2 separate regions of the Mus musculus genome follow, and region 2 is linked to region 1. A link is a loop called in an ENCODE intact Hi-C map of the cell type or tissue named here. Cell type or tissue: heart. All regions are shown on one strand. Links, peaks and the distances in the headings refer to the core of each region. The heading gives the core; the rest is flanking DNA.

What was found. Hi-C counts contacts between places; a loop is a spot of excess contacts. Peaks named below come from ENCODE experiments on the same cell type or tissue, not always from the same donor. Only the 100,000 strongest peaks of a DNase experiment are listed, where the experiment ranks them.
Region 2: a loop joins it to region 1, with 5 times the contacts of the local background. A loop is called at or near these places in 38 of 42 quality-filtered maps.

Annotation. Positions count from the first base shown.
Region 1 is chr1:143,999,868-144,016,052 of GRCm38, reverse strand. Rgs2 (regulator of G-protein signaling 2) reads left to right here and starts at 11,904. Exons shown (of 5, transcript NM_009061.4): 1 at 11,904-12,044; 2 at 13,000-13,101; 3 at 13,212-13,273; 4 at 13,771-13,937; 5 at 14,179-16,185. The coding sequence starts at 11,935. The coding sequence ends at 14,373. In heart, for the core only: CTCF peaks have their summits at 9,246 (motif pointing right) and 11,468; DNase peaks (open chromatin) are centred at 9,312 and 11,812; H3K4me3 peaks cover 2,425 bases; H3K27ac peaks cover 2,523 bases.
Region 2 is chr1:143,807,014-143,823,198 of GRCm38, reverse strand. It overlaps Uchl5 (ubiquitin carboxyl-terminal esterase L5), which reads right to left. Exons shown (of 11, transcript NM_019562.2): 11 at 15,733-16,185. Among named protein-coding and RNA genes, the nearest start is that of Uchl5, 38 kb to the right of the region's middle. In heart, for the core only: a CTCF peak has its summit at 9,091 (motif pointing left); a DNase peak (open chromatin) is centred at 9,058.

The sequences.
Region 1 (16,185 bases), core at 4,852-12,851:
GAGAGATAGCTATATCAGGGTCCTGTCAGCTAAATCTTGCTGGCATATGCAATAGTGTCTGGGTTTGATGGTTGTATATAGGGTCGATCCCCAGGTGGGGCAGTCTCTGGATGGGCCTTTCTTCTGTCTCAGCTCCAAACTTTGTTTCTGTAACTCCCTCCATGGATATTTTGTTCCCCATTCTAAGAAGGAATGAAGTATCCATACTTTGGTCTTCCTTCTTCTTAAGTTTCATGTGTTTTGCAAATTGTATCTTGGGTATTCTAAGTTTCTGGGTTAATATCCACTTATCAGTGAGTGCATATCATGTGTGTTCTTTTGTGATTGGGTTACCTTACTCAGGATGATATCCTCCAGATCCATCCATTTGCCTAGGAATTTCATAAATTCATTGTTTTTAATTGCTGAGTAGTACTCCATTGTGTAAATGTACCACATTTTCTGTATCCATTCCTCTACTGAGGGACATCTGGGTTCTTTCCAGGTTCTGGCTATTATAAATAAGGCTGCTATGAACATAGTGGAACATGTATCCTTATTATAAGTTGGAGCATGTTCTGGGTATATGCCCAGGAGAGGTATTGCTGGATCTTCCGGTAATACTATGTCCAATTTTCTGAGGAACTGCCAGACTGATTTCCAGAGTAGTTGTACCAGCTTGCAATCCCACCAACAATGGAGGAGTAGAACCCTAACACTTAAGAACAATAGATGAAGTCCTTTAGAACTATAAAAGATGAAATCACTAGGGACTGTTCTAGGCTCTTAATATGTAATATATTAGGCCTCCATCCACTTGTCTGATGGAAACAGTATATTACATAATGGTCCAAAATGGAAATTTCCTAAATGTCTAAGCAACAAGCCATGTTAATAAAATATTTTATTTATTCACAAATTATATATATATGTGTGTGTGTGTGTATATATATGTATGTATGTATACATATATATATACATACATACATAATAGCCTTAGTAAATGTATATAACACTTGATAGTGGAATAAGAAGACTAAGAACTTTGTTTCCATTAATAAAAGAGAGGCAGAGAAAATTAGAGAGTGTGGCTGGGAGTAGAAAGAAGGAAAGGAAGCATTCATATTTTAAGAAGTAAAGTAGAATGAACCAACAGGATAGACTTTATACAGAATTGGAAAAGGATAAGTCAATGGTGACTATTATCTACCTCCTATATCTTCTCTAATACTGTAGATGCTGGTTTCCCTCAAAGAAGTAGTTTGAGAACAAAATAAGAGAGAACAAGTTCATCTAAATTGCAGAATGAACCAAGCTAGGACAATTAGCCATGAAAGTCTGAGATGAGCTGAGAGCTCCACACAGGGATTAACCAGCATAAACAATGAGAACAGATGCAGAATGAATGCAGAGCAAAGACCGCATCTCAGTAAAGTCAGTGTTTACAGGACAAAGAAATGCATGCTGCAAAAGAGGCTGGGAAAAAGTTCTTCCAAACAGAAAGCAAATTCAATGTTCCACAAAGTCTCTGACTTAGATCTGAGATATTTATGTGGAAAGTGTTCTGACCATCTTGTACTCAGCTCGGTCAGATGTATAACCTCTCATAACCATTATCATTTATCCTCCTCCAACTCATGTACACAGAAACATACTTCTTCCTTTAATGAACCAGAGTTGTCCTTCTTCTTCAAACCAGACAGCAATTTAAAGTCTGGACAAGTAGCTCATCAGCAGATCACACACTTAGATGAGCATAGTCCTGAGTTCAAACCTGAACACACACATGCACACAAAAAAATCAGACTTCCAAATTCTAGTGTCCCAAAGATGTCTTTTTATGTTCCATAAGGTGAAAATAAACATTGAATATTTAAACTGTAAAAGAAAGACCCTCTAAGTTCCTCTTTATCAGTTGTTGCAAAGCACAAAATGGTTCCTCCAGATGTTTGCCAAGTTTTATCACAGACAACCCATGCCAAGAAAGGACAATGGTATTCTCCAAGTAGCAGAAACCCAGCACCTAGTCACCTTAGAAACAGAAAAAAAGAAGATAACTATAATCATTATCATGACTGAAATTCTGAGTCATGGTTGGTATTTCAGAACAAAAATTAAAGACATCATCTCATCTCTGGGTAATCTAGTAGGAAAAATGATCTGGTGCATTATCGCTTCTTCCTTAAAACCAATATTGACTTATTCTTCCTAGAATACTAACTGCAGAACTCTCTCTCTCTCTCTCTCTCTCTCTCTCTCTCTCTCTCTCTCTCTCACACACACACACACACACACACACACACACACACACACTATTAGACAAAAGATCTGAGTCTTGCCCCACTAGGTTTAATTTGTGCAAGCTATTCACACATCTTATCCTCATTAGAAAAGAAAATGAGATTTAAGCGTATGAGGGAATCTCCTGGGATTCCTCAGCTACTCTGAACAAGGCCTTGCTTTATCAGCATCTTGACCACCTCATCTCTCTATAGTGTGTACCATAGAGTTTCTGCTTCCATGATCAGTAGATTGTAGCAATTTCCCATCCTCTTTTGCAGTATGCATTTCTTTGTCCCATAAACATTGACATTACTGACATACGGGCGTCTCTGAGCTGAAGTTCGCTAGGCTTTCATCTCTGTCATGTCAAACACTCCAACTATTCTTCCCAATGGATGATGAATGGAGTCACACAAATAAATGAAATGGGAAACTTTGTCACCTGTTAGCCTGTCTCTGTCCCCCTGTAGAAGAATATGACTTAATAAAAAGGTAAGGATAACATGTTGACATCTCATGGTCTAGTAAACTTTGTGAAATTCAAATTATGTAACTGCTTTCCACTGGCTGCCTTCTGCTTCTAGTACTAATATGGAAAGGCATCTATTACCTGGGTTATAAGACAAGGATGGAAGTCACATGGAGCAGGCATGGAGTTGTACAAACATGTATGGGCTGACACACATACACATGAGAAAGCGCAGCTAAAACCTGCAGAGCCAGCCAGCCTTGCCAAGTTCAAATTGGCCAATCTTCAGCATATCTAAGATTCTTTAGTGAGCCTACCCCAACCAAAACATAATGGTCCCCCAACTAACATATATTCTCATTGTTCATGTACTCAAGTTGCTAATTGAACTAGGCCATTTGTGATCCAGTGGTCTACAGATCAGCTTTTTTGACAACAACTGACCTCAATAGCTAATACACCGAGGGACAATCATTCTGAACAGAAGCACCTAGAAGGACTCTAGTAAACCATTGGTCACATAACAGAATTCTCTGGCCATGTGAAATAAATTTTAAACTCTACTTATTTCATCTTTTTGTTTTGAAACATAAAATTGGAAAAGTAACTTGAAATATTCTTTAAGGTTCCTAAGCCTTTTCCAGTTTTTCCCCAGTCTTGCTTAGGTTACATCAAAGCTAGCTAGAAATAAAAAAGCTCTGAAAATAGAAATTATTCTGTGTTTCTGTGGAGAAAATGAGAAACAGGGCAAGAGGAGTAAATGCTTGTCTTACAGAAAAAGGAAACAATAGCCAATAATTTACTCCCTTGTGTGCATGGGGCAGGTGCTACCATAGTTACATGGCATTATTAGTTTGGTTCCAGGAAATAGAAGCTCACTGGTATTCTCTGATGGACTGTGTAGCCATCACTGTCCTGAAAACCTAAAGTAGTAGTCTAGAAGACTTAATGGGATCTCCTCATAGCTGGGAGGCTCTGCATACCACAATTCTAGAGATTCTGGGCCAGTCAAATGGCAGTCCCATCAGAGAACCTTAAAGTTTGCACAGATATCCATGGACTCTTGTAGGAGATGGTTTTGTTTACAGTCATGCTTAATATTTGAATATTTTAAAACCCATCTTTTGCAAGTAAAGGAAACTTAGACACCGGGTACTAGGGATTTAGCAATTGCCTGGGCTGTGAAAGACCACCCTGAAAATACTGTCTTTCCAAAAGAGAAAATCATAAAATTTATAAACTGTTCAATCTGCAAAAGAATTTGAAGAACTTGAATCGATTTCAATTTAAATCAAGCTGATGATTATTAAAAAGAAAAAAAAAAAACTGGAGGTCGTTGATAAGGAGTGGGAGATTTCTATCTCTAAGCCAACTTGAAGCAGTTTTGCAGTAGACTTAATAAGGAGAAATCTAAACATTCAGAACAAGTTGAGCCTGACATTACAAGAAACACTCATCTTTAGAAGATAAATCAAAGCAATCCAATATCAAGAATGTACAAGCAAAATGGCTTTCAAAATCCGTCAGAAGAAGGAAGAACAACTTCAAAAAGATGCTTCACATGAAAATTCCCATCTTCAAAGGTAGAAAGTTTTATTTCTGGTTAAGCATAAAACTGTTCTTATTTGATGTTTAAAAGGAGATAAGTGAGAAAACTTTTTAATCTAGAAAAAAGTTTAATAATAAAAAAAGTGCATATGGAATAAACTCTAAATGATAAAGTCAGGTCAAGCTCATAGGAAACTGTCATGTTTTGTGTTGGTAATTTGACAGATCTATAATCACCTGAGGGGTGGGCCTCCAGGAATGCCTATAAGGGATGATCTTAGCTAGATTAACCAATGTTAGAAGAGTGGTCTCAACCGTGGGTGGAACCATTCCCTTTGCAGGGACCCTAGACTGTATAAAATGGATAAGGGGAGCTGAGCACACTTATTCATTCATTGCCCTCTGCTTCTTGTAGCTAGATGCTTCCAACTCCTCCTTCCATCTTGCTTTCCCGCTGTAATGGACTGGATCCTGAAACAGTGAGCCGGAATGAGCCCTTTCTTCCTTATGAATGTAGGCATTTGCTAAACATGCGAGATAAATCCATCTGTGGCTCATGAAGAAGACAACATGGTTAATGAAAGCTTGAAATTGAATTAAATGAATGTGTCAGAAAATGGCCACTCTAGAAAAAAAAAAAAAAAGAAGAATCCAAAGATTCATCTTTTGTTTTGTGAAAACAACTAATGTTGCTCAGTTAAATACAGCTTATCTAGATGAAGATTGACAAGGTTGCTAGTGTGTCTTCATCTGGCTTGCTTTAAAATTTCTCGTAAAACTCTTAAAGAAATGAAATAAAATATACACTATAAATTAGTCACCGAAGGAGACAAAAGGGTTGATGCACTGGAAGACCCCAAATGATAAAGCTTCAGTCCAGTGTGACAGAGTACAGGGAAAGGACAGGCAGAGATGTCAAGTCCTTGCTAAACTGCACTGATAAAAAGAAATGATGCCATGTGTGATAATAAACACCCAGCATTTGGGTAACTCAAGCACACAGACTGACAGAAGATTAAGACCACCATGTTGTGCACAGAAAGTTTATAGGCTTGCCAGAACACAGTGAGATCCTATCTTAAAGACAAAGATGTACAGGCAAGCAGACAGGCAGACAGGCGTTTCTAAACATGACAGATAAATCCATCTGTGGTTCATGAAGAAGACAGCATGCAGGCAAGCAGATAGACAGACATATAGACAAACAGAAAGACAGAAAGACTGTGGTTCATGAAGAAAACAACAAGGCAGGCAAACAGACAGACAGAAAGTCAGAAAGACAGAAAAGGAGGGTTGGAGACAGAGGCAAAGGGAGAAGGAAAAGGAATGGGAGAAGGAGATGAGAGAGAATATATTAATTTTACCAAGTACCCTCTACACCCTAGAAAAAGCTCATTTCATTACAGATGAAAACTAACTTTTGGCAAAATGAGGAAATACTAAGATGGACTTATCTAAAATTAAAATGTTCAGCTCCTCAAAAGACAAAAAAGAAACAAAAACAAAAAAAAATGGAGAATAAAAAGAGAAATCCCACAGGCTTAGAGGAAAAAAAAAAAAGCAAATGCATTTATTTTACAAAGGGCCATTACTTAAAAATATAGAAAACTTAAAACACAACTGTAGGAAAATAGTCTGATTTAAAATTAGCCAAAACCCTTGACACCTTACCAAAGAAAACAAGCAAATGCCAAATATACAGACAAAAAGAAAGTTTGCATCATATGCTTTTAGAGGACTGTGAATTAAAACCATGACAATATCGGTGTACACCTTTAGAAATGTCCAAATGCATGGTACTGAGAGCATCAAATGCTGCCAGAGATGCAGAGTAACAGGAATTGACATTTGGAATTGGAACATGATAGGTAAAGCAACTTTTAGAGACAAGGTGATGTTTTCTTACAATACTAAACATGTTCTTGTAATTAAGCAACTCAACCCTTGGTATTTTCAAGGAGTTTGAAAACATGCCCATACAAAACTTAAATCTGCTTTACTCCTGTTTGCCAAAACCTGGAAGCAACCTAAATATCCTTTAGTGGGTGAATAGAGAAATACACTATGGAAACCTCAAGTAAGGGACTATTAACTACATGATATTAAAATAGCTATCAAACCCCAAGGGGGAAAGGCCATGAAAGAAACGTAACCAAATCCAAAAGCTCTATATACTCCAAATGCCAAACTCTAATTAAGAAGGCATTCTAATAGAGGCAAAGCTATGAAAATGGTTTAAAAAGAAATCAGGTGCCAAAGGTATCAGAGAGGGAGAGATAAATTCGAACAGAGAGGTAATTATGGTAGTGAAAGTACTCTGCATGATACTACAATGGTTGATACTGGTCACTGAACTTGTGGCTAAGCCTACAGAATGTACACCAACCGGAATGAACCCTAATATCCACCAACAACTCTGGATGATAATGATGTGTCAATACAGGCTCATCATATCTGTCATCTGGGTGAGGTATGTTGATAATGGGAGAAGGTATGAATGCATGGGAACAGGAAGCCAAAGAGCTATTTCTTTACCTTGCTTTCTCAGTCTTGATATGAACCTAACTTTGTTTCTCTCTTTATTATTTATTTTGTAAAAGTCTTTTAAAAACATAATCTTACATCATTAATAATCACTGATGTATCCAATACGGTATTTGAAAGAAGTTAAAAGGACCACCAGGAAACCCAGAACGGAAACAGATAACCAATCACCCAAAAAAGGTTGATAAGTCAAGCTGAGATGGCAGGACACTGAGGGGCAGAGTCAGCTTAGATGCAGATTCTATCCATCACTTTTCAGCACTGTGGAATGAAGAAAGAAGACTTCAGTCCCTGACACACCTGGCCTTCAGCACACCAAGGTGGAACTTAGCTGATGCTCTTTAAACTGGCAGCCCATTCTTTCCACCTGAAAGGGGAACAGGCCACCCCAGTAATTACACTTAACAGTGAAATTTAGTGAAACAGCAACAGTAAGAATAAAAAGCAAGTGTCCCAATTATGGACAAGAAATTCAACCAACCTGCTCTGTTAAACAAACATATTTTATGAAAAGAAAGACAGAAGTATCTCACTTTTACAAGCTGGGAAGTTTGCCGAACTCTTGTGCCATTAGCTCCGAGTTTAGAGTTGGATATTTACAGCACAACTGTGTCAACTTGAATTCACCTCTCTGCAAAAGCATCCTCTATTATCCAGTTATTTCTATTGGGACTCTAAGATGTGTGTGTGTGTGTGTGTGTGTGTGTGTGTGTGTGTGTGTGTGCGTGATCATAGTACTTGGGTGAGTGAGGCAATAAAATCAAGAGTTGGAAGAGCAGCCTATGGAACAGAGTAAGGAGAACAAAGGGAAGGGGAAGGGAGGGAGAGAGAGAAAAGAGGGAGAGAGAAAGAAAGGGGAGGGGAGAGAGAGGGAGGAAAGGGATGAGAAGGAAGACAGTGAAAGAAAGGAAGGGCAGAAGTCCATTGGAAGGAACAGAAGAGAGGACAGAGAAAGGGAAAGGATGGAGAAAAAGAGGAGGAGGCAGAGGAAAAGAAAAAAATGAAAAAAAAAGAAAAGAAAAGAAAGTGAAGGAAGAGAATATATACAAGGTTATCTAGTATTATAAAGTAGTCTATGAATCAAAGGCCTAAAGAATACATAAAACAGATCATTTCTCCCTACTTAAAAGTTTTCAGTACACTGTGGGGGTGGGGTGGGGACTAGTGCATCACATCTCGTATTGCAATGGTCCTTTCATACGTGAAAAAAGAAATGTGAAGGAAGCTACATCCCCAGTGACCGGCAGCTTATAAGCCTTCGAAATCTAACTTTTCATTAACCAAACATGACCAATTTGAGAACAATAGTAAACCCATTCCAACTAACACTCCAGTTTCTCTGGCAAAAAATTAAAATTCCAGTCAGAAGACATGTGGCGAAATCAGTCTCTGCTTCTATACTTTGCAGTCTTCAGGTCACTTATGCAACTTACTGTACAAGGCAGTATGTCTAACCACATTCTCCCATCAGTTTTCAACTCACAGCAAGCAACAGCTCCCTGCTTTAGACAGCAAAGGCACAGTCTTTAACTCACAGTCTTAACAACTACTGAACACAACTATATGCAGTATTTGGTTTATGTTAGCATTTTTCATTCAGAAATAAAAAACATCCTTAGGTTCCTATTATTCTCAGTGTTTTGGTAAAGAAGGTGATTAAATTTCGCAATGCCTTGCCTGCCTGCATTTGGAATACGCACCTCAAAGCATAGAGGAAGCAGGGCCACGGCTAAGTGAAACCACCGACACACACTGGTTGAGTGACTAAGTCCTCTGAAACACAGGTCAAGCATTAAAGCAATACAATCCCGACAAAAACACTAATTTTCTCTCTTAGCTTCTGGGCACAGAAGTTACCGTTTAAGAAATTAATAATAACTTTAAAATCTGAGATCATGTTAGAGGAAAAGGGTGACGAAAAGAGTCTTGTGAAAGCATGTGTTCATTCTGATAAAATATTTCACAAAAAAAGTTAGACAAAATAAAATGGGGGGGGGGGTGCGGGGGAGAACCTGTGTCACATTTCTGACTATATGAACATTATTAACATTTTTTTTTCAATTACCTATCCCATGTTTTCTTGATTTGAAAAGAACATTTCACAAAGGTGAGCCACAGTTTTGGAGTTCTTTCAAATTAATATCTAAACATATTGCCAAGTTGTGTTTTGTTTTGTTTTGTTTTGTTTTGTTTTAAGCACTTAGTTATACACAGAATATTTCCGTGAATTTTTAAGCATATATTGGCTTTAAATTACTAGAGCATGAGTTAGTATATAAATATTCATAACAATGAATTAATGAAGAAGATAGGTGTTTGGCAAGTGAGACATTGTATCCTTCGTGTTATCTGTGTGGTATTGTTTGGAAAAGGAAAAAAAGTCTGCGCTGTGGGAGAATCCAGCGGCATGCGCTCAGGCAGCTCCAGCAGAGGGCATGGCAGCTTCAAAATGGAAACCTACGCTTTGTTTATCAGCAGATCTCAGGCTGTGGCTTTGCCGGCCAGTCTTTTTTCAACCCACTGCATTGCTGCTTCCGCCACCACAAAATGGAAACTGTGTGTCATCTTAGTATTTAGCAATCCTATTTACCTAAAAGCCAACTGTAACAACAACAAACTCTAAAGGGAAGTTGCCAGACATGAAGCTATTACTTTAAATATGAAAGCCGGTTTTGAAAAAGACCTGGGGGGGGGGGGGTATTTTTGGTGGAGATAGAATCCAGGGCCCCTTCGTGCTCAACAAGCATTCTGCCACTATATTCCCTCCCAGTGCCATGTGGTGTCTTCTCAAGAAAAAAGGTGTCTGTCTGTAGTAGATACTGCCTAAACTCCCAAAATTACCAGTGGTTGTAAATTTATCCACGATTTCCAGGGAGAAAAAATAATTTTGTGACTTACTTCCAATTGTCAGTCTGAAAAGGCTTGTAGAGAAAAAAAAAGTATTAAAGTGGATTAAATACAAAAATCATCTAGGGTGGTCTACCTTTCAACTAGTTAGTAGGGCACATGTAAATTCACTTTGTTAATGTATAAAAAGAGCAGAGCTTTTCAGGTTTAAAGATCTTGAAGGTGCTAAATATGAACTATTTTGTTTCTTGTCCTTACTCATTTATTATATAAACATCAATTTGTCATAAGCTTGACACACACACACACAAACTGCATTATCTTGCTAGTTGATAGAATTTACACATTTAGAACCTAATTAATTTTGAGTTACTTCTTACAGATTTTTTATGCTGAAAAGCTAGCTTGACATTGCTCTGTTTGTATGTGCAAAATAATGCACTTTGTTGCCATTACAAAGGGTCTTAAATGCAAGATTTGCATAGTATCTTTTGAGACTGGCAAAAAAAAAAAAAAAAAAAAAGGAGAAGAAAAAATCACATTGCTGCTCTTAGTCATGAGAAATTAGGGCTCAGGCAGGAGGAAAGTGACTGCCCTAACAGAGACTTAGCAACTACTGGCTCTGATTACACCTGCTAACAGCCACAAGTGTCAAGGGTCACCTGACCTATATTGATGATTTTAATACCCAGGGTTGTAAGAAAAAAAAAGTCCTGTTTTGTATTGTTAAAAAAAAGTCAACTATGCCTGCACATTACAGATATTTTAACGAGCAACACTATTTTATTAACACAAGCTTAATAAATATGTATTAAATCGTCAGAAATTAAAGCAAATGTAGAAACAGTGCAGATCTTTTCGGCTTATTAAAAATTTCATCTTACAGATTCATAAGCATGCTATCAAGTATTTGTTGCTAAAATCGAAATGATATTCCTTCTATAATAAGGCTATACCAATCTTCTTCATTAGCGACTGCAGACTTTGATCTCTGACTCAAACTACCCTCAGCTTGTCACAATGTGTTGCTTGGTTCCCAGTTTGAGAATGGGTCTTCATTTTCCTTTTAGTAGATCTAGTATGAATCAGAATAACTAGAGCCTAAGCCGTACCTTTTTGTTAGTCTGTTCAGACTTTATGGGAAAACCACTTAGGTATTCCGCCGCATCATTCTGGTAACATAGGAAGCTGAATCAGTTTGTAGTTGAAGTCATGTATTAGTTCTTACAAATCAGGGCTTATTAAACCCTGCAGGAGCAGAGACAGGGGTTCTCACAAATGAAGCTTACCCAAACAAATTCTTTACACCAACCGGCTCTCACATCTAGCTCTAGCCCCCACTGCACCGCCACCTTAACTTAAGCAGTTGAACATCTAGTAATTCCTAAATCTGTTCAACCGTGAATGACTCATGAGGAAATCCTGATTCCTTACGCTCTGAAACTACACATGATCCGTGTGCAGCAGAACTGCGAGATCCTGGGTTTCCCTTTGTATTTCTCACCTATCTCTCTGATCTTTGCTGTGCCCCGCAGGAGATGCCCCTCGGGTCTCCTGGGGAACGACCCTGCAAAGCCACAGCCTGCTGCAGCCATGCATTTAAAGATCAAAACTGCAGAACTGGTTAAAACACCAGGTTTTAATAGAAACTTTCTCCCGCTTCCTCCCTGAGTAGCGTGGAATTCCCTTTAGGAATTCCAAGGTGCCTGAGCGAGCTACAGCACCTTACTCAACAGTCCATATTTCAGGTTTTTCTAGTTGTTTGATTTCCTTCTCTAAAATAGGTAGAGTTGCTGAGTGCAGCCAGCAGGGCTCTCCCCATCCCAGCTGCAGTTTATGGGTGTCCGGATGAACAATAGATACAAAGGTGGGGCGCGCGCGAACACACACACACACACGCACACGAGTAAAAGGTACGGTCTTCAGTAAAGGAAAAGCCAAGAACTCGGAGACCCTTCACCGCGTGGCTGCCCGAAGTGCCTACCAAATCTCTCTGTGTCCCCGCCCGCCACCTCCCACCCTGTGTGCGCACGAGGATGCGGCGCCTACGTCAACAGCGCCCTCGCTTCCAGGCCCTTCGGGGGCTGCCGTGACTGCCACAGGCCGGGGCGACTCCGCCCTCGTGCCGTCTGCAGCGAGCCAATCCGCGCTCTCTTGGGGCGTGGCTGACGCCTCCAGGTCCCGCCCCTATGCCGCCGCCCGCCTTAAAAGCCCGCGGCGCGCTCCCGGCCTCAAACAGCTGCGGTGGCCGCGGGAGTCTGAGAATGCAAAGTGCCATGTTCCTGGCTGTCCAGCACGACTGCGTACCCATGGACAAGAGTGCAGGCAACGGCCCCAAGGTCGAGGAGAAGCGGGAGAAAATGAAGCGGACACTGTGAGTATGCCCTGTCTCCCGAAGAGCTCTTCATACCCAGCCTGGCTTTGCTGCTAGGGACCTACCTTCCCTCGATCTCGGCTTTGAATGCTCTCTAGTCTGCACCTCTGCAGAGAAAGTGTGGGGGCTTGGGGGGTGGGGGGTTAGCTTGCTAGATATGGTGGTATTTGCTTTTTTTCTATGTGAGCTCCGAGAGTTTAGGAACTATAGGAAATGGTTGAAGAAGGTGGCGGTAGATGATCTGAGAAGGGCTGGTTGGCTTTTTGTTCTGCATTTAATGTGGCATCAGAATCCTGTAGCTGAATAACGTCCACCGGCGTCTGGACGTTGCATTGTTAGTTCTGAGCTGCTTGCATAGCTGCTGGGTGGAGATGTTTGAGTTGATTCGCAATGTATGAGATCCATTTTTAAATCATAAAGTAGGGCTCACCCAGTCACGACTATGGAATGAGTAATTTGCTCTGCAGTATCTGCTGCGGAGAAGCACTGTGGGCGGTCGCAGAGGGGAGCTAGGGAATCCATCACACACACACACACACACACACACACACACACACACACACACACACACCTATGCATTGTCTCTGGCATAGTGCAGACCCTCCTACCCCCAGTGCAGAAAGGGAAGAAACATCAGCTGGGTCAAGACTGCTGTTCTCAATTGAAAAATGACAGCAAGCTGTAGTTTAACCATGCAGAAAATCCACTACCTGTTTATTAGGTCAGAAATAACTGGTGAAAATTTAAAATACCCTGGCTGTTATGTAGTCCTATCCTGCTTGTAAAGCTCATTATAGTCGGATGAATGGATAAAACTGTGTTCTGAGGTGCTGGGTTTAAAAGCTAAGAGGGAGAGACTCATCTGCTTTGTTTGTAGCTACTGCAGCTGATGATAGTTTGACCGTTCAAGAATTGCCACTTGAAGTATTTTTTTTTTCTCTCTTTTTTTTTCCAGCTTAAAGGATTGGAAGACCCGTTTGAGCTACTTCTTGCAGAATTCCTCTGCTCCTGGGAAGCCCAAAACTGGCAAGAAAAGCAAACAGCAAACTTTTATCAAGTAAGTTTCGGATCCTGTAGTTACAGAGATGAATATCTAACCAAGCCAAGCAAAAGGGGAAGGGGAACTGATGTGTGTTGGGGAGCTCATTTGCGGAACTTCTCTTGCAGGCCTTCTCCTGAGGAAGCGCAGCTCTGGGCAGAAGCATTTGATGAACTGCTGGCCAGTAAATGTAAGTTCACCTCTTGAATGTGATCTCTCACCAGTATCTTTAAAAGCCTAGAAATGATTGCAAGAAGTGCATTAGACATTACCACCACTGACAGTTCAAAGCCTCTTTTTCTTTCCCTTATATCACTGGGTTTAATCATGGGGAAGCAAGAGGTATTCACCTCAGGTGGGGAAGAAAAGTTAGCCTAAAAATTAAAATGCCAGTTACTCAGGCTGTGGTTGAGTCAGCTTTTCCATTGCATAGAATATTTTCAAAAGCCCTAGTTCCTAGTGAACTTATGGCCTATAAACACTGGTCTTGCAGTGCCAGTGAAGTTAAGTATACTTTTGTTGCAGACTACAAACTTAAGCATTTTTGCCTACTGGCATCTTAGTGCTTAAAGAGCCAGACCTAGAGAATGACAGGCTTGAATGAAGTCTAGGAAACTGATCATTTTGTGCAGAAGAACTGTGTATAATTCGGTCGTTCCATTCATGCTGCTTTTCCTGTGCTTCCAGATGGGCTGGCTGCATTCAGGGCGTTTTTAAAGTCCGAGTTCTGTGAAGAAAACATTGAATTCTGGTTGGCTTGTGAAGACTTCAAAAAAACCAAATCACCCCAAAAACTGTCCTCAAAAGCAAGGAAAATCTATACCGACTTCATAGAGAAGGAAGCTCCCAAAGAGGTAAGAAGACAGGCGCCTCAGATCACCTTCAACACTGTTGAAACCTGAGACTTGAATACACCACATTCAAGCACAAGTGAGAAGAGCCCTGTGCGCCTCTCATCCCAGCTGTCCTAACATTTAAGTTTCTCCAAAGTTGACAGTTATAACTGATCACAAGTTACACCTTTATGTTTTATTATTAAGCATCAATCTGCAGTGTTGACTAGCCAATAAATGGACTTTTGTTTTGTTCTTTCAGATAAACATAGACTTCCAAACGAAATCTCTGATTGCCCAAAATATCCAAGAGGCTACAAGTGGCTGCTTCACCACAGCTCAGAAGAGGGTGTACAGTTTGATGGAGAACAATTCTTATCCTCGGTTCTTGGAGTCCGAATTCTACCAGGACTTATGTAAAAAGCCACAGATCACCACGGAGCCCCATGCTACATGAGACCAGGAGTCCCCCCACACACAAAGGACATTCCATTCTGTCTCCCAAGAGCAAAGGCTGTGACCTGCCAGAAAAAAAAAAAAAACTGACCTTGAATTCAGCCTGAGTGTTAGGAAAACATCGCTCAGAACTATTGATTCAATGTTGGGTAGTGAATCAGGAAGTCAGCAACCTAGGAGAGGCTCTGTGTGAGAACGGCTTCCCTCACTGTGTGAAGAACAGAGGGAGGGAACAGGCCTCTGAATGTGTTCTTCCTCCTTGTCGGGAAAGCAGAGTTTGAGATGAAAGATCCGATGCAATGTTGTTGGAGCATTTAAAATCAATAGGTCTGGGATTATGTGGCCTTAGCTAGTTGGCTGTACACCTTCCCTAAACTAGTCCATGTTACCACATAGTGGTGTTAGTTCTAGTTTTAATATTTTAGTACTAAGTAACATTACAATGTTTACTGTGTGCAAGGGTGTTGACGTTCTTAGGACTACAGATCATTAGTACTAGTGTGTCACGTATCACTGAAACTGAGAAGTATGTTTGAGTTGTTAAATGGTGTGTGTGATGGACCGAATGCTGTGCCGTGCTGTAGAACCAGCGTCTGTTACGAGTGCCAAAAACTGTCTTGCGGGCAGCTAAACTTTGAAGTGGTTTTTGAATACTTTTAATAAATTTATTTTGCTAAATAATGTCATTGAACATTTGGAAGTCCCGATGTGGTTCTGTTGTTTGATTTCAGTAACTGGAAATATGTCAGCTATCAGAGAAAAGAACTTTCTAGCAAAGAGGTATCAGTGTGGATCAATTGTTGTACCTGCCCACTGAGAAATCAACAGCTGAGAAGTGGGAAATGCTTGCTTCGAGGAAGATGTTCTCCTTAAACCTATAGACATTATGTAGTCTTAAAAACATCAGACCACATTCCTAGAACCACTCATTGTGAAAGTCAAATGTGTTATTTAATAAAAGAAAAAGAAAAAAAGAGCATTGACCTGTGTGTTAAGGACCAGCTAAATATTAGTAAGTAAAGTTACAGGGCCAAACAGCCTAAGAAAAGGAAAAGGTTCGTGTAAATGTGGGCCTGCCTGGCGTATGCTTGGTTCCAGACACCTGGCATGGGCAAGAACCTGGTCAGTTCTTTCTTCTGTGATGGGGCAATACGAAAACCCCAAGTTTCCTGCACCTCCTGCCTTCATTTGGCTAATAATCTGTGCTACTCTGGGTAACACTGAAGAAGAAAGCAAGTGCTTTGCTTGCACTAAATGCAGGAATATGTTCTAGCTGAGAAAAGCCTTCATTCTGGCTAATTTGGAGGAATTCCCTTTCTGAAGCAAATTTTCTATATCTGGAAGTTTTAGTAAATGGGAGGAGATGGGGGGCACCCTCAGCTTGAAATTGGAAGACCTTAACTCAATGACATCCCATCGCTTTGTGTCCCTGGGCCCTCCCTGGATACCTCTCTACCCATCTCCCTAATATACACAATAATGGGGACTTGAGAATTGGAACATACTAAATGGGTAACTTTTTATCTATTTGCCAAAAGAAATAGTCTTTATGACTACCCTAATTCACACCTTTAACCAGATGTCTGGAACAAGCACAAGTACAGGAGGGACAACCTGGCTCATTTCTGTATCACCAGAAGCCAGAATGACATATAACAGGTACAGAATAAAATAAATACCGTTGGCATAAGTGAGTTCTGAATTCATTGAAACAGTGATACTGTGATGGAAATATGACAAATATGCCAGGTCTCTATAGCGCTTAATTCATAAAGGCTTTGCCTAACAAATCTCCTTTGCCATTAAGTTCCAT
Region 2 (16,185 bases), core at 5,893-13,892, 190 kb after region 1:
AGGACATTGACTCAAAGTTAAGACATTCTAAGGTTGCGTACACACTGTATAATAAATCCTTGGTTTTATTCATTTACCTTTGCTTTTATCAAATTATTACTAGTAAGATTTTTACAATACTAAAAGAACATATATAGAGAGCCAGAAACTGCTTCCCAATCCTTAAGAAACCCAACAATTATAAGTGAGAAAAGAATCTGCTGTGAGATGAATCGGAAAACAAATTGCAACCTTGCTTGCCAATCTTTGTTGCACAAAATGAACTCAACAGCACGTAGTCCACTGGCAAAAAGAAGTTATCCCACTGTGTGTGGTAAGAGAGGCCACTCATTAGCAAAGAACAAAGTCCAGCTTCCCTGTGCCATCCAGGCTATTTCTCTCCTTGCTCTGGCAGTACCAGAACCCTATGTCCTAGATGTCAGCACTTCTACGTGAGAGTTGGGATGAAGAAAGGAGGTGATCAAAGAAAAAAGAAATGTGGAAGGTCTCAGGCACCATCAGCTGAGCTTCTACTCCATCTTCCTGTCCAGAAAATTCTTGAACACTGACAGAAAGTCCTATTACACCAAGAATAAGGAGACCATGCTTCCTGTAACACCAAAACACTCACTTGCCATTTCCTGAGACGCTGAGCTCCAGCACATATTCACAATCTTGTCTGGTCAAACTCACTCTGAACACTCAAGGAAAAGAATTCTTCCTTACATAAGAGAGAAGAACTAGATTAGACTTCCTTTAGTGTTTCCCCTTTTTTATAAATTGTGGCACCAATTCTTCCTTAAGAATTCTTTAGATGGTAATTGAAGGAATGGAAAGCAAGCTATTACAAGTGTAATTAATTTGCCTGTGAAGACCACAATTGTAACAAATCAGTTGAGCATCATAAGTGGAGTAATTGAATCAAAGGTGCCGCCTCTTCTGGGGCAAGTAAATCCTGCTTTTGTCATTCATATTCCTTAGTAAAATGAGTAAAATGAAGCACTCGGGTTTTCTCTCTTCGAAACTAGCACCGTTAACCTTTGAAGTTTTCCTTCATTTTTTGAATTTTTGAAATAATGAAAATGATAAAATGGCCTTTAGAAGCTGGGACAATGCTGTTAATAGTTCCCTAATTTTAAAAGTGTTTTAAATAGACAAATGTTGGTTTTTAAACAAGGGGAAATCTACCTTTAAGTAGACTGATAGTAGTGTTTTCATGACTAAAAAAGTTTACCTCATTCAATAGCTACATCTCTGTAACAGGTCCCTAGACCTTAGTAGGCCTCAAGACCTTAGCACAACTGCCTCCATGATGGAAGTACTACGCATGCTGTAAAACCCAGTAGACAGCACCACCTGCCAAAACTAAGACAAAGGCTATGGATATCAAACACCATAGTTAGGGAAAGTCTCTAACAGTGCTGACCTTGCCTTTTAGCTTCGGAAGTTCTGCTGCAGGCTAACTGTTCCTATTAACTGAAGTAAGCCAAGCCAGGGCATGGTTTGTGTGCTAAAAAGCTCATTCTGAGAAAGGCTCAGGACTACACGGGAATCCATTTCTGAGCAGTCCTCTCTAGATAATATCCCACAACAATCTTGACTACACTGATTATTTTACTAAAGAAAAGACTCCAAACATATTTACACAAGTACTAAAAATGCTGTCAGAGCTAGACCGGCCTTGGGTAAAATTCTGATTTTCTCACTTGGCAGCTGTATGACTCAACTAAATCCACTTAACCAAGCTTAATTTCTTTCTGTGTTAATTAAGAACTGTAACGCTAGTCACATATACTTTCATAAGAAAGAGGGACAAAAGAGTAAATAATCTACACTGTAGATTTAAAATGTATTTTCTCTGGGTGATTCTTCTAATGAAATCTTTTCATTCCCCTCCATAAAACAAAAAGAGCTGGCTCAAGCTGTACCTCTAACAATGCCAAACACAGGTGAAAAAGTAGCATGTTCCCACAATCACTCAAGGTGTGTGTGTGTGTGTGTGTGTGTGTGTGTGTTATTCCCAGATAAGTAGCCTATCTATTCTGATGACTCAAAAGTGAAGCATTCAGAATTTTATTCCCTGCAGTAGCAATAGGAAATTATTCACTTTCTTGAGAAAATATAAAATCCAAAACAGCCTTTGAAGACTGCACGATATGTCTGTTGAACACTCTCATCTGCATAACTTTGGGAAACTGACACATGTTTGCCTTTCTTTGACTTCTGCATTCAAAAATCTTATTCAGTAAATGAATTATTCTTCCTCAAAATTGGAGACTTACAATATTTAAAATGGTAAAAATCATATAACCATGAAGCACAGGACTATTACCAAAAAAAGTACCATGTTGTTAATTACCAGGAGACTTTGTTTACCGGTAACTGGTTTGCTACTGAAATAGCACCACTCTCAAAAAAAAAAAAAAAAAATCCATTTCTTTTTTTTCTCTCCAGCAGACAGTCTACATAGGAAAAGGCTGGAGACTGACTCTGTATAAATAGCACTGCCTCTGAGGAATGCATTGTGTAGATCTGACCACAGCAGAGCACAATGAATTAGCAGTCTGGCCTGTGCTTTGAAAGAAGTCATATGTAAATCTAGATAGGATACAAACTATGCCAACTGCCATGAGGGAGCTAAAGAACTGTATGAGACCTGAGGAAACCTGGAGCTCTCCAGGTGTCTTTGTTTGCTTGCTGATGAGGTGACAGGAAGCAGATAAGAAAGAAAATATTTGAAATGGCTCCTGAGATATAATGAGAGTTTACAAAAAGATTTGAGGGAATGTGGAAAGAATTGGGGTATGGGGTTCTTCTCAGAGGACTTCAGCATGAGACAAGTTTAGAGGAAAAATAATGAAGAGTTCCTCTGGGAGCTAATCCAATACAAATGGAATGTGAGACAAGAAAAAGAGGGGCAGCAAAAAGCTCAAAAGGGGAGCTGTATCCAAATGGTAGAGATGCTGTTGCCATGCGCACAGCATGTGGCTTATTTGGTGTGTTAGAGAGAGTGTTCCAAATGTCAAATGTGTATGAAGAAAAGTTCTGTGACCAGGGAAGCAAGTCAAATAGAATAAAACAAACCACAGGGAGCAAGTGCAGGAAGAGAATTAAAAATCAGAACTTTTATTAGTTGGACTACGGGTAAACTATTTCCACTGATGTTGAGTTTAAGAAACAGTAAAATAGAAGCATAAAGAACATTTTTTTTTAAATCACTTTCAGCAAATGCATACAGCACAGATTTGATTTGATTAATGCACAGGGGAGATGGCAACCTTACAGTGTTACTATGGCTCTACCAGTTTAGGGTGGTGGCCATGGAAATGCAAAGAAGGTGAGATGATGAGTCATTTCAAAGGTGAACTCACTCCACAGGACAGCCGCAGAGTGGAGGAAGAGCAGGTAAAGGACTACTCAAAGATGACTACATTTCATTTTGGGTGACTACTTGCCAGTAAGAGAACAAGTACGTCAGGAGGAGAGACGTGAACATATTTTGGGCCATGACACACTTGAGATTACAGAAGAATATCAAGATGAAGAAGCTCAGTAGGTTGTTAGACAGGAACTTAGGAGAGAAACTAGACCTTGGGAATTATCTAACAGATGAGTGAGTTAAATAAACCTCTGAAACAGAGGAGACTAACGAACACAGCAGAACATCAGTTGAGAAGAAGCAATACTATTTTCCTTTAAAGATGCAGAATGTCCGCTTATCTTACCCTAACAGAAGTAAACATTTTGCTCTGCTAATTCTGTGTGTGGGAGAGCTGTATGCAGGTGATCATTTAGTATGGATGTGTGAATGGGGCTTGGGAAAACAGAAGACAAATGAAACAAAGCATTTCATTCATCATTTGCTCACTGACTTGCTCAGGAATCTGTATTCTTCCTGGGCACAGTTAGGAGCAGAGTATTTACTGATAGGAAGTTGTGCTTCCAGGCTCAATGGGAAATAGGTTACTATGACTCTCAAAATGTCTCACCCTATGTGTGGGCAGATTGTGAGAGGATAACAGAATGGTCCTAAGGACACCGTGGGAAGGACAGGTAAGCTGAGATGCATGAGTCACAAAACAACTCTGTCATCTTTCAACTATGTTAGAAGAACGTCACCAAGCTGAAACAGATGGAGACATCAATGGACCAGTCACTGAGGTGGGGAGGAGCCAAGAGGGGAGGAGAAAATGGGGAAAGGAGATGGTAACATATAAGTAGTTATGTTACGCATTTTGCAATTCTGTTGTATGACTTTATACAAAAACATGTTTTAAAGTAGCTTTGAGGAGCTACAGGAGAGGCTGTTAGCCTTGACCAAGGCAGGTGCTTTCTGGTTCTCTGTAAATAGATCACAAATGTGGAGGATTTGATTCTTATCATACATCAGTCTTAACAAAAACCAGCCTTAACTCTTACTAACCCTGATCACCCATTGAAACAGAGATGGCCTATAAAACAAACAAACAAAACAAACAAACAAACATCAAAAACAAACAAACAACAGGAGAAGTACTTGTTTTCTTCTACTGTATGAGTCTGATACTGAGGTTCTGCGCCCACAGAAACAGCCCAGGTCCTGATGTGGCCCTTTGGGATGGATCTGGATCCCATGAGGTCAGCCACTAACTTCAGTATTTGCTTCCCTCTGCTTCCTTCCCAACACATTGGCCAACTGTTTCTTCATTACTCCATCTTTTTGTAACCAAGCAATCCATACATTAATTGGACAGAGTAGTGGAAAATCATTATTTACAAGCAGAGTATGTTTGGAAAGCTAAAGCCCTACAAACTGATGTCATTGTTAATGTGAATGCACCATCCTCCTGTAACACACCTTGAAAATTATAGGCTTTCCATCTTAGAAAACCAAGGAAGCAGACAGAATACTGAAACGCGGGTTGGGTAAAAATGAACATGGGTGTAGAGTCCTTGTAGAGCCTGGTCCCTGACGGCAAAGGCTCTCCATCTCTCTAGTTAATCAATAATAATGATTTATTATTATTTATTATTAATAATGATTTTCCACTACTCTGTCCAATTGATGTATGGATTTCTTGGTTACAAACCACACCTGAAGGCCAAACATAGGAATGTAAGATATCCAATCCTTTAGCAGAATAAGAGAAATAAATGAACACAGAATGGCTATTTCAGTCAAAGAATTATTTTAATCATAAAAATAGAACTAGCTCTGCAAGTAAGAGCAAATACTGCTCAACAGAGGACCTTAATTTGGTTCCCAGCATCCACATGGTAATTCACAGCCAACTGTAACTCCAGCTCCAGGGAAACCCATCATCTCTGGCCTATAGAGGCACAGGTACTCACATGCATGTACCTATACACAGACACAAAATTTAAAAATAAAAATAAATCTAAACAAATTTTGGTTATAAAAGAATTGCTAGATTAGATTAGATGTTCCTCAAAAGATCTGTGTGTTCTAGGCTTATTGCCCAGAGTGACGTTATCGATAGGTAGGATCTAAAGGGAGAATTTTAGATAACTGGGGTCATATTCTCCAAGGGGATAGAGGGGGTCCAACCCCTTCCTATTTCTCTTTGTTGTCTAATCATGCACTGAGGAGTTTGGTTCCTCCAGACAGTCCACCATGATATGCTGCCCAAAGAGTCATAGACCTAAATGTCTAAATGTCTAAAACTCTGATATAAAATAAACATTTTCTTCTTTACAAGTTGATTGTTATAGCTGGGCTTGATGTCACATGCCTCTAATCCCAGTATTTGGGAGGTAGAGTAAGGCAGATCTCTGTGAGTTCAAGGCCAGCCTGGTCTACAGAGAGTTCCATAATGAGACCTTATCTCAATAAAAACAAAAATTGTTATAGTGATAGACTTTAGACTGGTCTATTAATAGGGTCTATTAATTGGTAGCATGAACCATTATAGCACACATGCAGCCGTGACTAACAACAGCAGCAAAAGCAAATTAGTGTTTTCATACCATAAGACTTTCAGAGCTAGACCATTCCAGGGTTGATGGAGCAACTAGTTCTTTCTAACTTCTGGTTCTGCATTCTTAGCCTTCAGATCAACAATCAACCCACAATGCCATATCAACATTCCAGGTAGATAAGGAAGGAATTCTGAACAAACCCAAAACCCAAATTGGATAAAGATCAAGTTCAAGTTTTTTCTTATAATGATCTAAGGAAAATAAATGAATATAAAATACAGATGCCTAATGCTAAGACAATCTGAATTAAAAGGTAAATATTAAATAGCTTGATCAGAAAAATAATCAAAACATCTAAAAAGAGCAGAGAACATACTACATACAAAAACACATAAGATGGGGCCAAAGCCATACTTAATATGAAATCCTAACTCTTAAATATATACATTAGTAATTATACTACTAATAAATACTAAATTTTATAAAATTAAAATATTTAAGATTTTAATTGATAAAAATCAATAAACTAGAAAATATAAAAATAGAACTGATGAAAATCAATTTAAAAGGGGGAAATAAACAAATAAATAACTAAAAGGTGAGTAAAAGATTATAAAGAAGAAAAATAATTATAGCAATATGTGTCTATGTCTCTATTTAGAGATATAAAATATTAATAAAACTGGCAGAGTTTCTTTTAAAATATGTTTTATCAAATATGACCTAAAACAGAAAATAGATCCATAAGTAAAAGAAATGAAGACTGTCAAAGAATAATTCCTTTAAAAAAATATTGTATTATTTTGTACAAGCCTACTTGTGCCAATGTTGATCAAAACAAACTGACAAGAACTAGTTATTGTTCTATTTAAACTGTTTTAGTCATAAAACTTAATTTCTCCGGTGATTTTATGGAGAAATGATTATTTCTGAGGATGGTGTACAGACACAGATATCCTGTTTGCTCAAAGCTTTGTCAATTTGAACTCAAGAGAGGCATTAGGTAAAATTGTGTCTCCTAAGTTTTATTAACATTCGAGGCTAATGATGGGTGTCCTGTGTTTCCCTGTAAACCTGTGTTTTCTTCTACTCAACACCTACATATCTTTCAGATCTCAGCTCACAGCTCAGATTCTCCATTAGGCAGATCATATCTCCTCTTCTATGGTTTCATTGAATTTTTCACTTTATTAGACCTAATGCCTTCTTATTAAACTTTTTGTGCTCATATGCACATGTGTGTGGTGGCATTAGGCTTCTTGCTCTACGATATTCTACTTCAGTTTTTGAGGCTGGGTCTTTCATTGACCTTGGAGTCCATTAATGGGTTAGACTGTCTGGGCATCCACTCTGGGGACCCACTTGTCTCTGACATAGCACCTTTTATGCCGGTGCTGGAGATCCAAACTGAGGTCCTAAAGCCTACACAGCAAGCACTTAACTCACTGAGCCATCTCCCCAAGGCCAGTTTGCTATTTATGTATTTAATGTCTCTCAAGCCTAATCTGCATGAACATATAGATTGTGCCACTGTTGTTTGTACCACTATACAGACAGCAACTAAGTCCTTGGTAATTACAATATATTAAATATGAACTGATCCAGGGAACACTACTATAGCTATCAGCAATAGCTGAGAAATGACCTTAAATGGGTGTCACGACGCTGTCAGTCTGGGCAAGTGTCCCTTACTAGATTGGGGTAGGTCCTTGGAAGAACTCTCACTGTTTTCAGTATGCCACAAGAGGCAGCCCTCCTTGACACAGACAGAGAGGCCTTATATTCTGGGTTATGGTCCTGTCCAAGCTGCCTGGGAGACATGTGATTCTCTATACGCCTTTCTATATTTATGTTCTATCTTTTCAATTCACCCTTCACAGTTCATCCTCATTTCTTTAATTTTCAAGTTGATGAGACGCCCATCATTAGCTTCAAATGTAAATAAAGCTTAGGAGACACAATTTTACTTAATGCCTATCTTGAGTTCAAATTGAAATGTAGGAAATGTCCCTGTCATCTCTCCCCTCGTCCCCTCCTTTATCAAATAAGCTGTTAACATACACTCAAAAAAGACGAAAAAAAAATCCTTCATAGTAATGTTTACAGTGTGGCCACAAAGCATCACTATAAATGGTGCTCTGAGTGGAACTGAATCTTATAAACATTTATTCAAACTACAGCAACATTATTTGCGCTTATGAGGCTAAGTGCCTCTTATACACTGGTCTGTCACATGCATAGGAAAGTTACTTATGCTGATGCTGTCCCTCTGGAGAAGTTATACTCTACTGAGTATTACAATCCCACAGGTTTCACACACAAGCTCCAAAAGCAGTTGAGGAAACAATGTCTTCACTCAGAGTAGCTAATAAATTAATTAATAATAAATTAATGAAAAAATGAATGAGTAGAAGTTGTGGCAGCAGAGCTTCATGTCTTTTCTGCTGTGAGGATGGTCTTGTGACATCTTGTATCTTAATATCTATTGACTCTCACATGCTTGTTGATTCTAACAATGGGCCTTAGAATTGTCTACCTTTATTTAAAGGTGTATCCAGAAGGAATTTGATTTTCATTTTTTAGTGAGAACATTTTGAAAGACACTGTTAAGGTTAGATGTAAAAGCTTGGCATACTGACTCATGACTATAGTAATCCCAGCAACTAGGAGTCTGAGGCAGGAGAATTGCTGGGAATTCAAAGCCAGCCTGGGTTTGAATAGCAAGTCCCAGGTCTGTATGAGCTACAAAGAGTAAGACCCTGTTCTCAAGAGAAAAAAAAAAAAAAACTGTCCGGTGGGCAGGTGGAAGAAGCCTGCCTTTTCCTACCCACAGCAGGAACCACTATGAGCAACTATATGATGGAGAGATGAGAAAGAGAAGATGAAGAGTTTGTGCTCTGTGAAAAAAGGAAAAGGACGCACTGGAGACATGAGGGTGGTGAGGAACAGTCTGATATAAGTAGCCTTATATCACCTGCGGCCATGGTGATAAGCCAGCCTGTACTACCACTGAAAGCCATGTCTGGTTCCGTGGCCATGCAGAAACTGGGGTCTGGGTTAATGTCCATGGCCCATGTTATCACCAAAGGTCATGTGGAAGCCCCTGCTGCCTGAAGCCGTGTCGATGTCCAAGGGCTGTGCAGAGCTGGCCCACCCTTCACTTGCTGCAGTACTTGGGAGAGCTCCCCCTGGTGGTGCAGAGGTGCAGGAGAACCGGTAAGCTGTACCACCCGGGGCCCAGATCCAGGGCTTTGCATTGACTCCCCCCAACATCTATCCCATCTATGAACTGAACTGCTAGAGCACAGGAAGGAACTGGTACTATACATCCCAAGCTGCAGGATCTCCATGACACAAGACAATAACAGGATAACTTGAGATGTATCCCAGTGAGCATCCAGTATTGAGAGTATAGTAGAAACCCTGAACTAGACCGTGATTCAGTACAGTGAACATATGTAAGTAAAGTTGTTTAGGCAAATGGGTACACTGTGTGATACACAGTGACATACCACAGCTCCCAGGCAAGATGTTTGGGTTTTTTGTTTTGTTTGTTTGCTTGCTTGCTTGTTTTCTTTGGAGTGGGAGGTTGCAAAGGCAGAAGGCATATATGAAGGGGCAGGATTAGGGTGCATGATGGGAAATTAACAAAGAATCAAAAAAGTAGAGAAACAAACAGGAAAAAAGGAGACAAATGAAGTTGAACGGTTCTGTATAGAAATTCCTGTATACCATTTGGAACATAATGCTTATACCAACGATGCTTTTGTGCATCTATGATGGTGCTAGGAGCTTATGCATGCCAGACAAAGTCTAACTCTAGCTACATGCCCAACCTCTTTGTATCATTTTGAAAGTTAAAAATCAACAAAAATAACTTCTCCAAGACAATAATTACATTTATAAGCATATGTGGTTATTGAAAGAGAGAAAATAGAGATTCCCAAATATAGAGATAATCTCTTGCAAAAGGTGATTGTCCTAGTTTCATATCTGTTACTGTGATAAAACACCCTGGCAAAAAGGTGACTGAGTGGAAAAAGAGCTTATTTGGCTTACAATTCTAGATCACCTCAAATCATTTTGGGTAAATTAAGGCAAGAGACTGAGACATCTGATTATACCATATCAACAGTGAAGAGGAGAGAAGGAGAGAAAGAGAGAGAGACAGACAGACAGACAGACAGACAGACAGACCAATCCTGCCTGCTTGCTCACTAACTCATGGTCTAGCCTAGGGAATGGTGCCACCCACAGTGGGCTGGATCTTCTATCAATTAACAATCAAAACCATTTCCCAAAAATATAACCATAAGCCAATCTGATTAAAATAATTCCTTATTTGATGATCTCTTCTAAGGTGATTTTAGGTTATATCAAGTTGACAATTAAAACTAACCAGTAACTAATTTTTTTCCAAGTTTTTTTAAGTCTCCATGCTTACATTTAGACTCACCTATGAGGAAACAAGGCACAGAAGCATAGGGCACCTTTAAATAGATCGTCTTTATCTGAAGAGCCTGTTAACATGTTTGATTGCTAACTGATGGTGAAGGACCCAGCCCACTGTGGGAGGTTAGAGCCCAGAAGGAATTGGGGGGTGGGGGAGGAGAGTGTGGTAGAAATATTGAAAATACAGTACTCATTGATGAGCTCTCAAAAAATAAATAATGTAAAAAATATTTCTAAGCCCCCCCCCCTACAGGTTATATAATCAACACAAATTGCTGCAAAGGGAGTATACTGACTGGCAGAGCTGCCTGCGAGTTGCTCAGGGAGTTCCAAGAACACAGTTTTCATGAGTTTGTGGGAGTGGTGAACCTTTTAGTGCCATGGCTATCTTTGAATCACAAAGGCTCCTATAACTTCCCAATCAAAAATAAACCTTGCTGGCTTGCTAAGCTGGTCTTGAGTAGAATCATTTCATTTGTCTGTTACTGATAACCTGACATTTCTTCACATCCTTCCAGAAAAGCCATGCAATAAGCTCAATTTACACCTGAGAAGGCTAATTTCTTACACATAGACGTTGCATTGGTTACAGGAACTAGTACTCTGATCTAGGGATAGTTTAAAAGAAAAATAGAAAAAGAAAAAAGTACCTCAACAAGGGAGATGACCCAAAATACCAGAATAAAGTAGTTTTTAAAACTGCATATAGTTTTTAATTACATCACTTGAGAAACGTGCTGGCATAGAAAAGCAGGAAAATGTCAGTCATGAAAGTAGAAATTATGGAAGTTTAAACACTTCTAGGATGTGTAAATGAAGGACACAGTGAGACTTGGATGAAGGCACGTATAGGAGAGCAGGGGTGGGGAGCACTGGTTAGTGTCCATTACAACAAAGCTTGGGATGAGCTATCATCACAGGCAGCATTTGTAAAAGCCAAATCATTTCCTTTGGGCTAGACTCACCTAGCCTTCCACTCTTAATCTGGTTTCATTGGTAAGTTTATCTCCCAGGGAAAGGGCATATTGACAAGCTGACAGGAATGTTTGACCTGCTGGCAGTTATAATTGTAAACTAATAAATTGCATTTTTCAGGTATACAGTAATGTCTTGTGAGTTTTATTGAATTTGATTAACTATCTAAAGTCCTTAGCATTTTCAAATCAAAAGCTGAAAGGTCAGTTCTCAGTCCTTGGTAACCTTACTAGGAGACACTACCTAGGAAGCCCATCCTGGATAGCTTATTACCTTCTAATCATTACAATTACCAGCCTTCAGGGAGCTACTGGATCCCAGAGCTCACATGGTTGCCACTTATACTCGACATTCCTTAGTAACTTGGTCAAGGTCATCCATTAAGGCCCCTAGAAAGCACCTAACAGACCCAGAGAGTTCTTCTCTTATCTGAGTACTTCCATCTCACATAGGCCCAGCTTGGGCTACAGAGTAACAAACTCTTCTAACACAGGAGTGATTGGTGTATGTGCAGAAGGTACACGAGAGTGTCACAAGGGAGGAACAGTGAAGTAGGAAAAGGAGAGAAGGCAGGCAGGAGAAGGTAGGAAGTGCACTTCTTCAAATGCTTCTATTTTCTCTATGACAAGTGGGATATGCTGTGCATAGTAATAACCATTTGAATTGCCTTGCAAACTGCTTGCTCTTATCACTTGCCAAGTTTTTAAAAACTTTCTTCCCTCTCTTTATTTGCTGTGGGTCTTCTATATTTCACATCAATATTTTTCATATATATTAAACATGTGGCAATGTTCTACTGACAAAGCTCTTAGGTTTTATGACATTTGCTACTGGACAGAATTACTTTTATATTTTTAAGTATTTCTGTTTTATTTCTTGGGAAGTTTTTCTCTCTATTCTCAAGTAATTCTGTCAGATTTTTTTCTAGTAATTTCATTTTTTTTTCAGAGTTTCACTTCTGCCTCTAATAATGACAAGAGTTCAAATTATTTTTAAAAAACCACACCTGCCTCAGATTTCCTTCTACTACTTATGCCCACTATTTTAATATTATTGTTACAACAAAGGGCCAAAGACAGGCATGGTGGAGCATGTCCCTAATCTCATCCTTGGGAGGTAGAAGCGGTAAGTTCAAGAGTTCTAAGTCAACCTTGGCTACCAAGTCAGTTCAAGGCCACCCTGGGGTCCACAGGACTATCTCACAAATGGGAAGGGATAGCTTGAGAACTATCGTATAGATTATAAAAGGCACATTGTGTAGAGATCCCACCCTTTTCTGCTTATTTAACTGATTTTGATACTAACAGCCAGATCAACCTTCATACACCTTTTAACTATCAAACACTATTACATAATACAACTGTGAATTATAACAAACTGGCTATGTATAGGTATACAGGCTGTGCCTATACAATCCATTTCCACAGTGCTGCTTGAGTACCGGAGAGAAGAAAATCTCTTCATTTATGCTTCTGCTTAAAAGACCACTTCAAGGGCCTCTGTGTGGCCATCTATAAACGCTCCACTCACAGTATTCTGCACTGCTGTCTCTTCAAATACATTTCTTTCAATTATTTGACACATATATGCCATCTCACACTTAGTTATCCTACAACAATAGCAATGATCTTATCTTGTTTACCTCCATGTATCTCCAACAGCTATGACTACAAGGATGATTTCTAACAGGCTGAACAAATAACAGTTGAGAATACAATCAGGAAAGAGCAGAAGTACATGGCAACCATAAACCAGAAGCTGCCCCGTTACCCAGCTGCTCTCAGGGGGTGTGTGTAGATACAGAGGTCACTTTCCTTTTTAAGATTCCAGTTGTCTATCAGCAGAGTCCTTGTTCTTAGAATACAACAACAGCATGGTCTGACTCCAATACCTCCAATGACAGATACTATCACTGTTGTTGAAGGGATATATCCCATGAGGCCACAGTGCTTTGCTGGGAGTCAATTCTGGAAACATATACTTGAGCCCACTCCTCCAAACCTCTCAATAGCTTTACAAGGAAAGGATGGTAGCTTCAAAACTCTCATTAATATTCTTCATTCTCTCTGTAACAGCTAGCATGGCTTGAGACCTACAAGTTATTAAAGATATAAAAACGAGAAACTGTGTATTATCAACTTCAAAAGTATTATGTATTATATAATTCTATAATACAATACAGAGAGAATATACAAAACTAGCATAAAAGCATGGATATTTATACAGGAAAAAATAATTACTAAATACACTAAAATATTCTTGTAGTTATCTCTACTGGTAAACTGTATGTAATAAATTCTATTTTTGCTTAAGTTTTCTCTAATATTTCTTTTAAGGGGGAGAAAAACCTTTATCCCCCTCCTCACCATTTCAAACAAAGAAAAAAAGTCCTCCAAAAGGGGGGAAGGTCTAAATGGATTTTGGAATGTTATAGGCAGTTTAGACTGAAGGTACTAGTCTGAACACAACGTCGTAATTTATTATGTATTACACCCCTAAAGGACGAGCAATGTGCCCGATGATCCAGCAACCAAGCATGCGCCTACTCCAGTGGGACAGTCCGGCTGCTGCTCTCTGCCACACAAAGGGCAGCCAGCTATCTTGGGAACTAAACCTGAGGTGAGAGGAGGCAGGGCTGCAGCTGTTGGAAAGTTTGCTGTTTACTGTAGAAGCACATCCCTTAGAACTGACTACAGTAAACAGAATGTCAAGTGCCTTTCTCTACCCAGTGGCTCAATGAGATTTTTAAAAAGGCAAGATTCACTGAGCTCCTTTAAGACTCCTTCCAAAACCATGTCCTTCTAACTAACACGTATCTATTTCTGGGTTGTTGTTCAGCTCTTCATTTTCTCTACCCATGAGCTACCAAAAACCTGTAGGACAAAACAAGGCCTTTATTCACAAGCAAAAATAGCCATGAAGTGCCCCACATTCATAATTGTCAAACTTTCCTATTAGCTCTGAATCAATGAATAATACCACTATCTGATACTTTAAAATAATTCTTAAAAATTAATTTACAAATGGGTCAATGAACCAAACTGCGTTTTTTAAAAGAAATGAAAATGACTAATAGGTATTTTTAAAAGTATTCAACATTTTTAGCCATCAGGGAAATGCAAACGCAAACTACTTTGAGATTCCACCTCACCCCAATGAGAATGTTTTCTCATGGAGAGAACAAAGGCCAACACGCTGGGCAGTGCTCCTTGTCTGTGTGTGGACTGCTGCTACTAGGAGTATAACCAAGAATAGCCACTGTGGAAATCTGCTGCAGTCTTCTCCAAACAAAACAAAAGCTAGAAAGCCAGGCAGTACTGGTGCCCTTAATCCCAGCACACTGAAGGCAGAGGCAGGTAGATCTGAGTTCAAGACCAGCCAGGTCTACAGAGTAAGTTCCAAGACAGCCAGGGTTTCACAGAAAAACCCTGTCTCAAAAATAAACAAACAAACAAACGAATGAATCAAAAATAAATAAGTAAAAATATAACTGCCATGTGACCAGCTATATCACTCCTGAACATCTACTCAAAGGACTCTATAGCTCAGAGATACTTGCATATTTATGTTTATTACTGCTCTATTCATAACAGCAAGGAAATGGAATTAGCCTAGATGTCTGTCTACACTAAATGGATAATCAAAGTGTGGTGCTGAGCCTGGTGTGGCAGCACATGCCTTTAATTCCAGCAATCTGTAGGCAGAGGCAGGAGGATCTCTAAATCTGAGGTCAGCCTGGTCTACAAAAGTCCAGGGCAGACAGGACTGTTACACAGAGAAACTCTCTCAGAAAAACAAAACAAACAAGCAAACAAAACCAAGTAGTATAAAATCTACAGAAGAATGAATGGATCTAAAAATTACTAAGTGGGATAACTCAGACACATGACACATGTTTTCTCTCTTAATGAGAAATGAGAAAAAAATCATGAAATTAGGAAGGGAACACAAGATAGAACTGGTTTTGAGTTAGTTCGGTGATCAAATATGTTTTATGAGAAAGTACAAGAATGAACAGAAAGGAGGAAGGTCAAAAACAAATTATGTATGAAAATACCAAAATACAAACTACCACTTTGTATGCTAATTTAAGTAAGTTAAATTTGGATCAAAGCTGAAGCTAGAAAATGGTATACAAGTTACCTCATAAAATAAATTACATTATTTTACATAAAATGTAAAAAAAAGTCATGTATCATTTCTTTTACATGTGCTTGGATGACTAGTTTTTTTAATAGTAAGTTTAAATTTTTTTCCTTTCAAGTTTAATTTGGAAAGAAGTTAGAAACAAACTCTTGAAAGACAAAGATCCTGGAAACTGTGGATCTGGAATGTTCGTTCAAATGGGCATGGGACAATCCTCTGTCACCACTGCTATCTTTTAAAAGAATTAGGTAACAAACTGTTAAACCCTTAATTTTTAATGAATGCACATAACGTTATCTTGAAAAACAGGTTGTCAAAAAACTCTCAATATTTATGTTTTCTACAGTTTCGTTTCAAAGCAAAAAAATATCCAGGGCTTTCTAGAATAATTCTACAATATATAAACAAATAATCCAAGAAACTTTGCTAAAATATAATTGGGATATTTATTGTCTTCTTTACATATTCATCAAAAATCGTATCAGTCTTTCCAAATGGCTGGCCTTAAAAATCAAATAGGTGTAAGATAAAATTCAGTTTTAAGATCTGCACAACACACCCCAAAGACAAAAACACTAATTATTTTTGCCACAATTAGAAACAGATGACCCAGTTTAAGTAAGATCTGACATTTATAAATTGAATAGACTAAGCTAATAAATAAAAATATTAATCAGAGCAACTACAGATAAAGTATATTATATGTGTATTTTC